Regions from separate parts of the Homo sapiens genome. Here region 1 is linked to region 2. A link is a loop called in an ENCODE intact Hi-C map of the cell type or tissue named here. Cell type or tissue: ovary. All regions are shown on one strand.

What was found. Peaks named below come from ENCODE experiments on the same cell type or tissue, not always from the same donor. Only the 100,000 strongest peaks of a DNase experiment are listed, where the experiment ranks them.
Region 1: it touches region 2 in a loop (10-fold over the local background); 18 of 110 quality-filtered maps call a loop at or near these places.

What each region holds. Positions count from the first base shown.
Region 1 is chr12:102,095,324-102,100,323 of GRCh38, forward strand. It overlaps NUP37 (nucleoporin 37), which reads right to left. Exons shown (of 10, transcript NM_024057.4): 5 at 3,783-3,877. Among named protein-coding and RNA genes, the nearest start is that of NUP37, 22 kb to the right of the region's middle. In ovary, no CTCF peak of the experiment used is centred here; no DNase peak of the experiment used is centred here.
Region 2 is chr12:102,476,424-102,481,423 of GRCh38, forward strand. It overlaps IGF1 (insulin like growth factor 1), which reads right to left and starts at 4,140. Exons shown (of 4, transcript NM_000618.5): 1 at 3,896-4,140. The coding sequence starts at 3,958. LINC02456 (long intergenic non-protein coding RNA 2456) reads left to right here. Exons shown (of 13, transcript XR_007063427.1): 11 at 1-5,000. RefSeq lists enhancers at 2,596-2,855, 2,946-2,995. In ovary, no CTCF peak of the experiment used is centred here; a DNase peak (open chromatin) is centred at 3,017; H3K4me3 peaks cover 2,242 bases.

The DNA of each region.
Region 1 (5,000 bases), 380 kb before region 2:
TGACACTAGGTCATAACTATGAACGTATTTATATTTTTCTGTGCATATGCATATACAAACACACACATAAAGCATCAGTATTTTTATCAACCTGTGTATATATGTGTGCATATATTTTTATATATACATGTATATGCATGTGAGTGCATCTGCATATGGTAGACATGATGAGGGATCATAAAGAAAATGGTGTAGAATATAAGGCTGAATGACTAGCAACCCCATGCTTTACTTGGGAATTTCTTTTATTAAACACATCTATCAGACGCTTGCTTTTTGTTTCAGTAATGGCACCTTTTTCATAAAGATACATATTTCTTCATCAAGATATATACTTGTCATACTTTTCATACAGAAAATATTGCAAGAATATTATCTTACTTTTTCAACTTGACATCCTATGATTTATCTTGCTATGTTATTCCTATTTTGATTACCTGTATTTCCCTATTTCTCTAATGAGATTTAATTTCATTGTATTACTACTAACATGAGCTTTTATCCTAAAACTGTAGATCTGCTCAGCGCTATGACACTGTAGAACTCCAGATGGCACTATTTACATTATACTCTACACAACTCATAAATCTCTACAACTGTGCAACTTGACTGCCTTGCCTCTGCCTTACATTTTCATGTTATCTTATTTTTCTGATATCCAGTCTTACTCATTGTAAAGAAGAAGAAAGACTACCTATGTCTTCATATGTAGTTGTTATCTGAGCTTATACACAATGCATTATTATTCTCTTTGTTTTCCTTTTATAGAATATATCATAAAATTAAGGGACGATAATAATTTTCTGTACTTATATATTTGGAAGGCTACATTTTCTGTGAGTTTCATTTAAAAAGGTGTGGTAGGCATTATAAAATGTTTGTTAGAAAGGCAGTGTTGGAACTGATAAAGACCAACTTTAATGAGAACCCAATTTTCTTATAAACTTGCACAGATCATAGAATAGTAAAATTAGATGGAGTCTTAGATAAAATGTAATCTATCATCTTCCATAATAACATTTTGTATTATCAGAGGTACCTTTGTTCACAGTACGACTCTTTATTCTGTTTGATTCAGAATTTGGCAATTTTCAATACAACACATACATTTCATGAACCTATTCAGGTCACAGATTGTTTTAAAATAGTGTTCCTAGGGCAAAATTCTGCTAGCTGATTATAATATAGTGTCTTTCTTGGAAATGTCAAAGTGAAACATCAGAAAATATGCATAGATCAAAATATTGAGGTTATTTTAAATTTTCTTAAGTAAGCACTGGGTCTGCTCTTTACAGTACAGAATACATATTGTAGAACTGCTCATATGATATACTCTCTTGTCACATATGTGATAATGTAAGAATATATATGTGATATTGTAAGAATCTTACATTATCACATATGTCCTCTTAGAATTCCTTCTTTCCTTGCTATGAGAGTGTATGATACTATCTACTCTTTCTCATTTTAAACTTGTTTTTATATACGTTCTGTTTTTAAAAAAATCTTACCTATATTGCTTAGGTTTTGGCCTAAGAGGTTTGGCTTTAATAACCAATCAGAGTTGTTTATTTTTGGTTGGTGAACTAAGCTGTAAATTCTAAAAATACTCCTAGTTTGATGTTGTGCATCAACCCGAAAATCTCGGTGGTTTACAGAAATAAGCATAAATTTCTTGCACATGGGTCTATGGGAAGCTCTGTTTCCATAATGCCATATGGGTCCATATCTGCTCCACGTGTTTCTCATTCTGGGATCAGTAGCTATCTAGGACATGCTCATCTCATAGCAAATGACAGAGCACAGGAGGTCAAGTCAAGCCAGGCAAAACATTTGAAGCTTCTGCTGTGTCACACCTGTTAATGCTACATTGGCCTAAACAATTCACAAAGCTAGGGCTAATTAGATGGGAAAATCTCCTTTCATGGGAAGGTGAAAGGAAAGCAAATATTTGTTGAACAATAATATCAACAACCAGTCTGGCAAAATGAGAAACTTAGAGGCAATGTAGTCAGGTTTTTAAAAAATTAAATTTATTTAAACTAAAAGACTTACTCTTTAGTTATTCCTTTCCTACTTTTTAGAGTAATAATGTCCTTTCTTTTACAAAATGATAGTGGTAGAAGGCAGTAAACTTAAGTCTTATATTCGACAAAATAAAAAGTTAGCAACCCTATGTCAGTCCCCTAAATTTTTAGAGAATTTTGCTAGTTTACAAAAAAAATCTCAGAGTCATAAGAAAACAAACAAACAAAAACATAGACTACTGAGTGTGATCCTAGGTCTCTCCGGCTTTCGTTCACTATTCAGAGGCCATTCCTTGGCTTGCAAAGACACTCATTTTTCCCCTTTGCAGGTTTCATTATTCCAAATGCTTGTGATTAGGAAAATCTATGTTTTAAAGAGCTGAAATGCCATTATTTATTTCCAGTGACCGAATTTTTACCTTAAAACGATTCCATTTACTCTTCAGGTCACTATACAAACTTGGTTTTGTAGTACCTGGGGCCCTAGAATCTTAATGTCATGTAAATCTTTCATATCTCTGACATGAAAATTTTAACAGGCAGTACATAAAGAATAATGGCCTATGACTCTATCACTTTAAAAAGATGAGCTATATTAAGAAGATTAAAAATTTAAAAAGTAGCTAGCAGCTTTACTTCTAATGTGAAGTCATACATATTTCATAGTTTTATATGTACATAAGTACTAATAAATACTAAGGATTTTGGCATAGTTTTATGAAACATTATGCAAAACAGCAGAGCAGCAGTTTTTCTCTCCCTCACAGTATCGTTAAAGCAAATGAAGCAACTGACACCCTTCCAATGACTGATGCACTCATTTCACTCCTGACTCCTCAGCTTATTTCCACCTGCTATTCTTCCTTTTCATCTTGTTCTTTATTTGTGATATTCTCCAGCTTTACACACTATTAAAATGTTATAGCTACCTCATCTGTTCTAAATTAGGGGGTGAGGTAGAAGAACATAATAGTTAAATGTATTGTATCTAAAGAAAACCTTATGCAGAAACCTCTGAATTTATCAAAACACTAAATTTTCCATCAATCTTATGTAGCAGATGAGAGTCATAGTTCATTATTCCACACAAACTTATCATACAGCATCTGTAAAGTAACTTGACAACTGCATTTTACTCCTACTTATCTTGTCCAATATTGAAGAATTTGATCCAATATGTTTGTGTTTTTTTTTTTTTTGAGATGGAGTGTCGCTATGCCACCCAGGCTGGAGTGCAGTGAAACAAGCTTGACTCACTGCAACCTCAGCCTCCCAGGTTCAAGCGATTCCCTTGCCTCAGTCCCCCGAGTAGCTGGAATCACAAGTGCGCACTACCGTGCCTGGCTAATTTTTGTATGTTTAGTAGAAATGGAGTTTCGCCATGTTGGTCAGGCTGGTCATTAACTCCTGACCTCAGGTGATCTGCCCACCTTGGTCTCCCAAAGAGCTGAGATTATAGGCATGTGGCACTGTGCCCAGTCCAATATAGATTTGGATTTCATAAATGTGAAAATCTGAAATAAGAGATAAAAGACACCCATGGGAGGCAAGGAAGTTTTCATTAATGGTGATGAGGACTATCTCACTGGTTTTGAAACTCATGTTTGTGCCATACCTACAGTTCAAATAAGGTATGCTTCTTTTACAACACTCTATAGAATTTATGTAAAAGTCACATTTTTTTTTCTCATTTTAAAAATGTAATTCTCATTAAAATGGCAATTTAAAAATGTGGTTATAACATAAGCAACATACCTGCAGGTGTGATCGTCACTCACACTTGCAATTTCTTGGCCTTCTTTGGGATCAAACACCAAACCATTAATGAAATCGGTATGGCCCTCTAAAACCTGACAGAAAGAGAAACAGAAAGCTTAGCAAGAAAACAGAAAAATAACCTACAATATTCCTACATAATATTTTTGCTTCACTGCCTTAAAAGCTTTCACTGCCTGTTTTTCTATAAATATTTCTTAAGCAATCCGCTATTTTTAAAGCACGATTTATACACCCACTTTTCTAGAAGGTTTATCTTGGGAAAAAAATTGATCATTCAACACACTATTAGCTTAGTCTTTCTTTTCTAGTATGCATTTCTTACAAAAACACACACACACACACATTTTTATTGTACCTGTCCTCATATCACCTCCTTTCTCACTTATTATATAAAGCCTAAATAAAAATTAGAGCTAGAAAACTTTTTAGGGGTACCGAGGTAGGGTACCTCTAGGCTTTTTACATTATATCTGCTGTTCTGCATACTCACTACTTAACAAACACACACAGGATGGACTTCACCATCTAATGCCTTCATTTACATGCTCAATGTGACTGCTAGCAGTGAAGACAGCTAGTTGTTATAAGCCCATAGTTATCACCAACACAAAAAATCTCGACACAGAAGCAACAAATGAGAAGTTGCACAGTGGAGGACTGTGTGAGCAGATAAAGTTCAATCTGTCTAAATCTTCATAGTTGAAATCCTAAATAGGCCTGTCAGATAATTACTTTAATGGTTATCATTCTTTCTACCCTTCCTTCTTTCCAAAAACTCAAATTTGATCTCAGTTCTGAGGTTATTAAAGCAGTTCTATATAGTACTGCTCACTATGTAGAAATGTAATATTAAAAAAAAAACAAAAAACAAAAAGATTTGGGTCAAACATTCCTGAGCAACTTTAACAAACCCAGGTCCTCCAAATCATTCTCCAAAGCTTCTGTCACAGTCTACAAGACAAACTAAATTAACCGTAAATGTTTAATGTGTATTATAACTAGCATATTAACTTTGGATAGGTCAAAATTTTATGTGCCATTTATATACTTGGTTATTTCTGGTACAGCCTTAAATTAACCAATCCATACAGTACATTAAGCCCACTGTAAATAGCTTACAGCATAATTTTTACTATTTTCTAAATGATTGGAAAGGTTTGTAATTTATCTTTGTTTTATAACAATATTCATATT
Region 2 (5,000 bases):
AGAGAGAGAGAGAGAGAGAGACTGATTCCTTACCTGGGGCATATCAGCAGTTGACACAACCACAAATAGAAGAAAATAACAGAAACAGAAAAAAATATGAGAATCGAAGAATGAAATTGGCTCAAATAGAAACCACTCCTGTATTCTAAAGTCCCTGGCCTCAAGTCCAATATCAAATCAACACGTGTTGAGAATCCCTTCTGTGTATAGGGCACTGGGCTCAAACTGGCAAAAATCTTTTATTTTATTTTTAGTCACAGGAATTATGGCTTCATCTCTTGGAGGGACTTATGTGTCACTGTATCTATTTTATAGCAAAATATACCAAGGGACCCCTGGTTGGCATGACTTAGTCAATGATAGACTGCCAAACGGCAGCCTTGCCAAAAGCAGCAGTCCTGTGGCTCAAGTCTTCATCCTCACTCTAAGTAGTAGAAACCATGCTAAGATGATCATTAAGTTTTTCCATATTGTTACTTGTGGCACAAAGATGTGGCTTTTTCCAAGAAGCCTCTCAAGGTGAGTGGCTTCACTTCTCTCAGATGCATCTACTTTCAGCATCATGGGAAGAGTCCCTGACAGGGTGTTAGGTGAGGGGCGCTATTAAAAGGGTTGTGGAGTCATGCTGGAAGCTATAATTATAAGAAGAGCATTTTTTTTGAACCTCAGAGTAGTGGCAGGTCCATTCAACCCCATCACTTTTGGAGAAACAGTCATTTATTTTCTGACTACCCTCCTTGCCCTCCATGGACTCTCAATTTAGTGGCTCTATATCAGTGGCAAAATTTTCCCCATCATTCTAATGATGATTTCCATTTTTTGTAGTCAGACCTTCACCTCAGCAACTGAGGAAAAAAAAAAAAAACCAAAACCCCTGTCTCTCGTTAACAAAATATAAATATTCAGTTAATGGTTGTAAAGCAGTTGAAGATGAAAAGCGCCCTCTATTTGCAAATGATCATAAATAATGGACATAAAATAGAAGAGGAGGTAAAAGCTCAACTGAACATTTACTGCATTTTTCTCAACAAGATCTCCGCATGGAAATCTTCCACCCCCTACATAGCCCAAAACACTGGGACTGGAAGAAGCATGTTATCATCCAGTTCTCATTTTTTTTTTTTTTTGGTTGTAAAATTAGTGGGGTTTTCCTGTTCAATATTTCCATTGGAAACCTCAACAAATCCAACCCACCTGGACCTCGTGGCATTTTTCAAAAGAACAAACCTGTGATTGATCTTGCAGAGCATACCCCCACACTGCGGGAATGGGCCAGTTCTAGAAAGTATGTTATTCTACCGAATCCTATTTCTCCACCCCTCCCTTCTTTGTTGCGTTCATAGCAATGCTGAAGGCTAAGCACCTGCAACTGTAGATGCCTTCAAGTTCTTCAGTTTTTGTGAAATCCAGGGAAAAAAATTACTCAAGTTATAGCCTTAGTGAATTTCAAACTTCATTAGATGTCAAAACTATATTTTTAATAGTTCTAGTATAACACATTTAAGTGCAGCGATACATATAAGTCTCTGGAACTTAAGAATTTAAGATTTTTTTTAAATAGATTTCTCTTTTTCTTTTTTTTTTTTTTTGCTGAGTTATATTGTCAGATAAATCTCAGTACTTACAGTTCTAGGACAAGACAGAACCTCTAGTGCATTTTCCTTTAGTGTAGGGAACAGTCCAGTACACCCACAGAGAACCAGAGAATTTTATGTTCCCACAAATGAAAACAATACCGAACTTGCTTAGGAGTTTAAAGTGTGAAACAAGTGGTCCCATATGTTCATTATTTCCTTGGCCTTTTATTTTGCCAAACACAAAAGAAATCAATAGAGAGAAAGGAAAGATATGATAGAAAAAAAAGGGAAGAATCAGAAAGACATGAGAAAAAAAGAAAAAAAAATCAGAAAACACTTTCTCAAAAATCATTCACAAACCCAAATTTTAAAAGTTCTTTTTTTTTTAATCTTAGATAAATGGAATATTAATTGATTCCAGATGTCTGGGCCACAATGAAAATGCCCTGTAAAATTTGAGGGCAACAGTCATAAGAAAATACTCACTGTAGGTGTAATCATTTTTGTTTGTTCCAGGTCTTTTACAGCAGGTCAGGGTGGGTATTATGAGGCCGATGTGAATAGAAAACTGAAGTCTTAAAAACATGTGCTGCTTTGTGGGTGGGGTTTGTGAAAGCATCTAGTTACATTTGGACACCCAGGCAGGTATGCTATTATGAGCCTGGGTAAACTGCCTTTTGTCCATTGAAACAATGAACAAATTGCACAGCTGGGATTTAAGTCAATCTTTTCCCCCCAGTCAAGCCACCTATTTCCATTGTATGCCTATTGTAGCAGCCCAGATAGTGACCCAAGCTCCAGTCCACTCCCTTACTCCCTTCCCCCGACTCACTCACTTGGAAATACCTTGAGAGTCAGAGTACAATCAGCTGGTGAGCTCTGCCTCTGGGCAGGACACCTTTACCCACTGAATTACATGTGAAAGACCACGCAGCTCCCTCAAACCACTTCCTGCTTCAAGTACAGAAAAAAGTAACAACTTATTAAGAGCTCCACTTCTGAAGTGTTCAGCATACACAGCATGAAAAGTGCATTTGGAAACAATTTTCTTAACTTGTAATTAATGCAGAGATAACGCTCCACAGCCTCTTTTATGATCCCCTAAGTAAGGAGACAAAAACTCCAGCTGCTAGATCACATAGTATGTATGCACAGTGACGTCATTTCTTTGAAAGCAAGGTGGCCTGCATGTGTTGGCATCTCAGGAACAGCAGAATCAGGTGCCTGACAAGGGTGTATCTTTAACTCCTGGAGCCACTTACTTGACTAGGGAAAGTCGTAGTGGTGAAGTGTTTGAAAGCAGCAACTGAATGCTGCACTAAGTGGCAGAGACGTCTTATGAATTGAGCCCTCAGGCAATTGAATCGGTGGAGCCAGTGACAGCAGCTTAAAAGCGCTTGCAAATTGAAAAAAAAACACAAGTCTTGAAGGATATAATTTTGCTGAGAATGGAAACTAGAACTACGGCCAGCAATCGGAAACGAGAAGTCGGTGCACTGACAGCAGCAGCCAGATTTACCTAAAGGGACTTCACGACACTGAATATAAAATCAGAGTTTTATAACACAGAACCCCAAGTCCAAACTTTGCCCATGAAAGTCCTCTTCTAAACAGAAAAGTTGGGCAAGCAGCTCTTAGAAAGTTTCTGCTTTCCATATACAGTATGTATTTGTTTAAATTATACAAATATGCAAGGTCAGCAAGAGTTGTCAAGGAGTTCTTTTTTGGAAGAACAAATTACACTTTACTCTAACTTTAACACTCTCTCTGGGCATAAGTGCAGAGTTCCGGGACCTTAGCTCCAAAGATCATATTTAAAAGCTTTAATATCATCTAAAATACAACCCTTCATATATAGCATGCCTTGTAAATAAAGTCCTGATGAGTTACACACACAGAGACACATACACACAGAGACACATACACACATGCAAAAGAACATGGTCTTAAAAATAAAACATCTGCACCTGCAAAAGAAAAAAAAAATCCCCAAGTTCATATCCATGCTCTATAGCCCTTAGCCATAGAGAGGATTTAAAGGAATCTTCTGTAATGACACCACGGAAGCCCTGCAGAAGTGGAGGATTTAGCATAAGTACCTTGCAATAGTTTCTACTCATACAGATATCTGTGCAAATGCATCCATCTCCCCGAGCTATTTTTCAGATTCCACAGAATTGCATATTCAGCAATTTATAAATAACTCTCGGTTCCGAAACAATGAAAATTTTAAAGTGAAGAACAGTTCTAGGCAGAAGCAAACAGTACACAATTTAAATAGAATTCCCCAATGACTTCAAAGAGTAAGAAATATTTACCTTCAAGAAATCACAAAAGCAGCACTTAAATAATTGGGTTGGAAGACTGCTGATTTTTCCCATTGCTTCTGAAGTACAAAGTCTGAAAATGAATTGGTTAGCAGGAATAATGAAGCAAAAAGAAATCCAGAGAGATGGGAGATGTTGAGAGCAATGTCACATTTCAATTTTGAGGACTTTATTCCATTGCGCAGGCTCTATCTGCTCTGAATTTAGCAGTGACAGTGAGATTTAGCAAACAGAAGAGGGATTTAGAGAAAATCCTCACATTTATCTACAAAACACAGACACTGTAGACAGGAAACAGCTGGGGGAACATTTGCCTTCTCTCTCTCTCCCTCTTCTGGCAAAGTTATTGAGTAAGGACTTTTTTGGGCATGGTGACAAATAACATCATACCTTTGCATTTTAAAACTAGAGCACAGAAGCATTTTTTTCCCTTAAAAGAATGTGTGTTAGTGACAGGGTTCGCAGACATTAAAATACTTATGCTGCCATAGAAAATAAGGATCTGTTTTCTGATTAACTTTCTGCTGGGCATGAAGACACAAACGTCTGCTAATACACCTTACCAGTATTAAAGGAATATGGGGGATGGGAGAGCAATTTTAGATTCTAGAGCAAATGCATTATTTAAAACAAAAAAAGAAAGAAAGGACGATAAGACCCTCTCCAGCAAACTCTACAATTTTAACCCTGAAGTGACTGGGGTAAAGTAGATTGGAAGACAGCACTCGGGTGACCCCTTGTCCCAGTTGCCAAGTGAGAGGTGTGATCTCATTTCCTAGAACCTATGGAGGGGCAGGCAGCATTGGATTGGTCCCTTTAGGGCACTGTCTCATACTTTTTCTCCTGCGATGAGGCAAAGACTATGCCGAGCTGTAAAACCCAACTGAAATAGAACATTTTTCTTTATTCTTCTACTAGGCTGCCTGTCACTGTCCCCTCCCCACCCCACCACTCTGGGAGAAGGGTACCTGGGGGGCAAACAATTTTCCTGTTGTTTGAATTTTCCATATAACTCAAACCTGTGTGTGTGTGTGTGTGTGTGTGTGTGTGTGTGTGTGTGTATGACAGAGGGAGTCTGTGTGCCAGAGTGTGTTTT